Regions from separate parts of the Homo sapiens genome. Here region 1 is linked to region 2. The links are chromatin loops, found by intact Hi-C in ENCODE. Cell type or tissue: adrenal gland. All regions are shown on one strand. Each heading gives the region's core, and the rest is flanking DNA. Links, peaks and the distances in the headings are about the cores only. Region 1 overlaps LOC100996549 (a long non-coding RNA gene). Region 2 holds the start of LOC105373418 (a long non-coding RNA gene).

Region 1 (2,902 bases), core at 190-2,689, 130 kb after region 2:
GGCTGGTCTTCAACTCCTGGGCTCAAGTGATCCTCTCACCTCAGCCTCCCAAAGTGCTGGGATTACAGGTGTGAACCACTGCGCCAGCCTTCACATGGATATTCAACTCCATGGGGGTGGGGGCCAGTGTCCCCTAATCCCCGCTGTTGTTCAAAAGTCAACTGTATTTGCCTCTTCGTCCCCACAATCACCCCCTTGAAGTAAGCATTATTATTATGATTATCTGCATATTATAAGTGAGGGAACTCAGGCAGGAGGAGGAGGTCATCACTTGCCCACTAGCACAGACAACAGGGGACAGATCCAAATTCAAACCCAGACAGTCTGACATCTCAGCCCACACCCTTGCAGCTCAAAGTGTGGTCCCTAAACCAGCACATCAGCATCACCTGAGAGCCTGTTAGAAATGCAGAGGCTCAGGCCCCCCAACTCTGCTGAGTCAGGAAGGTCCCCGAGATCTGAGAAGCTCTGCTTGTGCTTCAGAGCCAGGTCCCCTCTCACCCACCTGCCTCAGCTCTGTCAGCCCCCTGCCTCTGCTTGTGCCGTCCTTCAGCCTGGAGCTCTCTGCCCCGGTGTGTGGACCCTCCAGGTCCCCCACCACGTCCACAAGTAGCTCGCGTGCTCCCTCCTCTTCTGACCTCCCTGGTCTGTGGCTCCCCCATCCCCTAGGGAAGGATCGGTCCCTCCCACCCTGAGCTCTCGACGCAAGGTCGTGCCTCGGTTATTGTTCTGACATTGCAGAGGGTATCTGTGAGTGAGTTGGACTTGACGAGTTCCCCTTTTTGTGTGAACGCATGCGTGAATACACACACCTTGTGCTCCTCGTGGAACAGGAGAGCCGGCCTCTGAACCCCAGTCCCTGTACCTGTCAGCCGGGGCTCCCCTCCTTCTCTTTCCCACCTCCTTGAATCCAACTCTGAGGACCTTGGTCTTATGTTGTCCTACATGCCTGGCCTGATCCCTAATGAAGCCCTTGATCTCAGAACTCAATGCATCATTCCCCACCAGCCAGGAGGAGCCGGACAGCTTTGCCTGCCTTTTGCCTTTCCCTTCTGATACTTTCCCCTTGATCTCAAGCCCTGTCGGTAGCAAAGGGCAAGCAGGGGCCTCCCAGCACAGCAGCTGGTGCCCTTCGCCACTGCTCACCCCTCCCTGCCCCAACACCTGGCCTTGGTGGCTGAGGGCGATTGGGAGGGGTTTGGCTGGGCGGCAGCAGCCAGCACAGAGGGCCCAATCTGGCCCGAGAGGCAGGTGAGCAGAGCGCTGGAGGGAGCAGGCAGGAGAAGAGCAAAGGCTTGGGAGCTGAATCCTGTCTCCACAGCGTCCCCTGCGGCCTCACTCCTCAGCACTTCGGCTCCCTCCTTCTCAGCTGGGGAGAATGAGACAGCCCACGAGGCTGAGGCCATTATGAGGATGAGAGGAGGCGGCTCGTGTCAAAAGAACTGAGTATTTAGCCAATCACCATTTGATGGACTTCTGGACAGTCGGAACTGGAGTTCATAAGGAATCATTACCAGGCAGGGAAGCTGTGTCCCGTGCAAGGGGGCACGGCCAGCTGTTAACAGAATGAGACGACGCTTCTTGCACCCTGTAGTGCTGCCCGTGGCCCTCTGTGGCTCCCCTTCGTTGATTAGGAAAATGGAATCAGGGTAGCGCCTTGGGAGAAAATGCCGTGGATCCCAGGGCCAAAGCTCATTGTGCCCTTGGTGAGCTGTTTGCCCTGAGGAGAGCCCAGCAAAGATGGCTCCCAAGTCGTCTCCTTCAGCCACTGCTGGGCCTGGATGTCCCTAGAAAGTGGGCCAAAGCCAGGTCATGTTCCTGTCGTTGGGGAAGTGGAAAAAAAGGGGCTGCCATCCCGCCTCTCTGACAAACACAGGGAGGTGCCCCCGTGCCTCCGCCACTCTGCCAGGGATACAGACAGACACTCAGGAAGCACCACAGGCCCCAAGAGGCACAGGCACACTGACAAAAGCAAACCCATACCGGGGACACAGATACCACACACATTTAGTCATCGCTGGCGGCCCCCAGGTGCCAGAGACTCTCACAGAAGCTCAAGGACTCGAATGAGGTGTTGGTGTGTTTAACACCCATGCCCCCCCCCACACACACCTGTGTATGCCCACATGCTGCCACTCTGACCTGTGGGTGGGGGCAGGCATGTGAGTGGGCTCTGAGTCTTGGCCTGAGCAGGTGCGTGGGTGTCCCCCCCGCACTCAAATGGGCAGCTGGAAAGGAAGGTCAGGCTCAGGTGCGCAGAGCACAGTGGCCCTGAGCGGGGGTGGTGGGCGTTGCCATGGAGATGACAGCCAGAGAGGCAGCACTGCAGGCGAGCTCCGTGTGGGCGGCTGCTGAGCCCGCAGATCCACAGATCTCAGGAGGGACTGGGCAGTGCTGGAGGCTCCAGGATGGGAGCGGGGGGGCTCTTGAGGTGGGGGTGAAGCTGAGGAGCTCTGGAATGGTCATGAATTTGTGGTCTTGGCTGGGAGCACAGACTATGGGGCCTCTGCCTCCCCCATCAGTGCCACTCACTCCCACTCCTGTCCCCCACCAGCAACTGTGCTGAGCTCACAGCCAAGGCAAAGCTATCAGGGAGGGCAAGCAGAGGCGGGGAGCTAAGGATCGTGGCTGGTTTTAGGAAAACGGCTGAGGAGGGTCTAGCTGATTCTCCCCACCTCCTGGCATCACCTGACCTCTCTTTCTTTTCCACTGGTCCCTCCTTTGCAGCCTAGTGGAATGGGAATCACAGAGGACTGGGAGTCAAACAGTAAATCAGGATGCCTGTCCCTGTCGACCAACTCTGGGACCATGAGCAACCTGCCCAGTGAATCTCAACCTGGGTCTTCACATCTGTGAAATGGGATGAGGAACCCTGATCGACCTACCTCCAGAGCTGCTGAGA
Region 2 (2,902 bases), core at 313-2,812:
GTCATTATATTTCATATTTTTTGCTTCATATTATATGTAGACATATACCTTCTCTCTCTGTCTCTCTGGACATATATGAGAGTTGGGATTTTTTTAAGTTTTGGTACATAATCATCTCCCTAATTATGACTCATCTCCAGACAATTCGAGATAGTTGAAGAGATGAATGACCACAAAACAGCTAGAGAACAATGCACACAGGAGTTGATTGTGTGCTTCTCACAATAAGTGCTATGGGAGTTGAGAGAAGGGAAACATGAGTGTGGGCTCAGGCACCAGAAGGCTATGGAGTGAAAGGGACCCCTGTGGGGACAGCAACTGAGGTCATGCCAGTCTGTGTTTCCATCCTTCCTGCTGCCCAGTGGAGGGGCCCCTGGGAAAGGGGAGGAAGGCACAGGTGTTTCTGTTTGTGCTGGAATTGCTTTTGGACAGGGCTGACTCCCGAAAAGGTGGATCTGGATACAATGTCGGAATGTGACCAGCCAGGAGAGCTAGGCAGCCATGGTGCAGAGGACTCTTCTGCCTCTCCCCCTCCTGCCCTAACCAGCTCAGCACCAAGCACATGGGCACTTTAAAAGCACAGGCCATGCTGGGAGACTCACTGTGCTACCCTCAACCCCTTCAGCAGGAGCAGCTCTGTGAAAAGTGCAAGTGTGACCTTCATTTTGCTTTGTGACTTAAAACCCTTCACCGTTACTCAGCTGCAGCTCAGCATGGTGGTTGGACTCAGGAGCCAGATGACCTGGGTTCAAATCATGGCTGCACTACTCACAAGATATGTGACTTTGGGCAGGTCAGCTGGCCGCTCTGTGCCTCAGTTTCCCCATTTATAAAATGGGGATGATGGTAGTAAGAGTCCTACCCCGCAGGGTTGTTAGGAAGCTCCACGGAGGAAGGCTGGTGAGGAGCTCCCCCACTCCTCTCCTGTCTTCTCTCCTGGCTCCATTCCTTCTCTCTGCTTCAGCCTCTTCTGGGCTTTGCTCTGCTGCCATCTTCCCCTGGCTACCTGCTCATCTCTCAGGTCTTCAAGGAAATGGCACTTTCTCCATGGGGTGTTCTAGGGCTCTGAGCCCCTCTCAGCTAGGTGAGCTCCCCCATCCTGGATTCCCCAAGCAGGTAGTTACTTGATGTTGCTTCCCCTGGTCCACTTGTCCAATAGCTGAAGGTATCTCAGAGAGGGCGTGCTACGTCCATGTGATTTGCCTGTGTAGCCCCAGTGCCTAGCAGAGTGCTTGGCAGATACGCTGGGTGCCAAGAAAGCAATGGCCAAATGCACGAATTCACAAAGGATGGAAGGAGGAGTCCATAGGCCAGTGCACAGTGCCCAAAGGACAGAGCTGAGGCTGCTGGTCAGGACAGCTTCAGGCTCTGGCCAGGCTCCAGCACACAGCTGGAGGCACCCGTGACTCTAGCTGGGAGGGGCTGGAAGATCCAGGCAGCCCCTGACCGCCCTCCTTCCCCTTAGTCATGTCCAGTTCTGTAAACAAATTCTCAACTGCACCAGAAGGCCTGACAGTTAAGAGAACCCAGTGAAGAAACCTTTTGCAGAGAGAGAAAAGAACCCTTTTGAATGTGATCAATCACGCTGATTTATTTGGATGATTTCTCTTCTGGATTTCCTTAAACCAGGGAAAACCCAGGTAAGATATTTGGGGCCCTCATTCATCTAGACAAAATACATAAAAGTTTGTTATATCAAAAGTCACCTCTGGAAAAAAAAGGAGTTTTGCCAACCCACTCAGCTATTAATATGAGATGCTCTCTGCCTAGGGACAGCAATTGCTATAATTGATGCAAACGATCCCAGCCACACTCCCTGATCCTGGTTCTGAAACTCAGAGATGCAGCTGACCAGACTGATGTGGCCAGCCTCACTCTGAAGGATCCTGCAGCAGACAAATTGCTGGAATGTGTTCAGACGGAATCCAGCTGCTACAACCGTCACACAAACTTCCTGAAATAGAGGACAAAAGGTAGCAACTTGTCGCTTCTTGAGCCAAGAGATTTAGGACATGAGACCAAATGAGAGAGATTAAAATAAAAAACGCAAGAAGTTAGTGAAATGAGGATTTAGCTCACCAGGCCAAAGCAGGCAGTCTTGGGTCTTTGCTGGACAGTTGTAGCTGCCATATAAGCTGTCCCTGCCAGGGCTGGGATCTGGAGGCTGATGCTGAAACCTCGGCCTGGAAATGATGCTGATGAAGCAGGGCTCTGACAGCCCCTGCACTCTCAGAGGTCTGGGCAGCACAGATGAAATTATCACTCCAAGATCCTCAAAGCATCCAGGAAAAAAGCACATCTAGGAACATTAGCTGAATTTTGTAGAACACTAGTAAGCACCTAGTAGATGCTCAGAAAATGCATATTTTCCTTCCCTTTCCTGAATTCCAGGGGCCTTGCTTGGTCTGTATTAATTACTATATCAGAGTCCTTATTTGCAAGCGAAAGAAACCAACTCTAGTGGATTTGAATATAAGACTATTACTTCTTACTGATTGTGAGGAAGGCTGGTGAAGCAGGCTTATCGAATGAGCAGGCGCTGGGAGGGTGTGCAGCTAGAACCAATGGCCAAAATCACCCTGCAGACCTCTCCCAGGGAGATCCCTGTTGCTTCTGCCACTGAACAGCAGACATCAGACCATGCTGCACTGACTCCGTGGCACCAGGTCCTGGAACCTGGACGCCGACACGGTCCAGGACCCTCTACTCTCATTTGAAATCCATGACACTAAGCCTTGCTGCTGCCCCACAAAGGAATTCTCCACAGTCCCTGCTGCTTTGGGTCATTCACTCCAGATTCAAAATCCTGGCTGTGGTGTCTGGCCAGGTCCGAGTCACGTGCCACGCCAAGGTTCAAGATAAGCTAGGGGGAGTAAGTATCTGGAATGTACACCTTTCAAAG

The links. Peaks named below come from ENCODE experiments on the same cell type or tissue, not always from the same donor. Only the 100,000 strongest peaks of a DNase experiment are listed, where the experiment ranks them.
Region 1: it touches region 2 in a loop (3-fold over the local background); 34 of 110 quality-filtered maps call a loop at or near these places.

What each region holds. Positions count from the first base shown.
Region 1 is chr2:9,767,314-9,770,215 of GRCh38, forward strand. The region is part of intron 2 of LOC100996549 (a long non-coding RNA gene); the gene reads right to left. Among named protein-coding and RNA genes, the nearest start is that of TAF1B, 75 kb to the right of the region's middle. RefSeq lists a silencer at 2,063-2,172 and an enhancer at 2,875-2,902. In adrenal gland, for the core only: a CTCF peak has its summit at 1,326; DNase peaks (open chromatin) are centred at 1,184, 1,847, 2,176 and 2,353.
Region 2 is chr2:9,637,282-9,640,183 of GRCh38, forward strand. LOC105373418 (a long non-coding RNA gene) reads left to right here and starts at 1,464. Exons shown (of 4, transcript NR_187866.1): 1 at 1,464-1,640. In adrenal gland, for the core only: no CTCF peak of the experiment used is centred there; DNase peaks (open chromatin) are centred at 430 and 1,280; H3K27ac peaks cover 2,282 bases.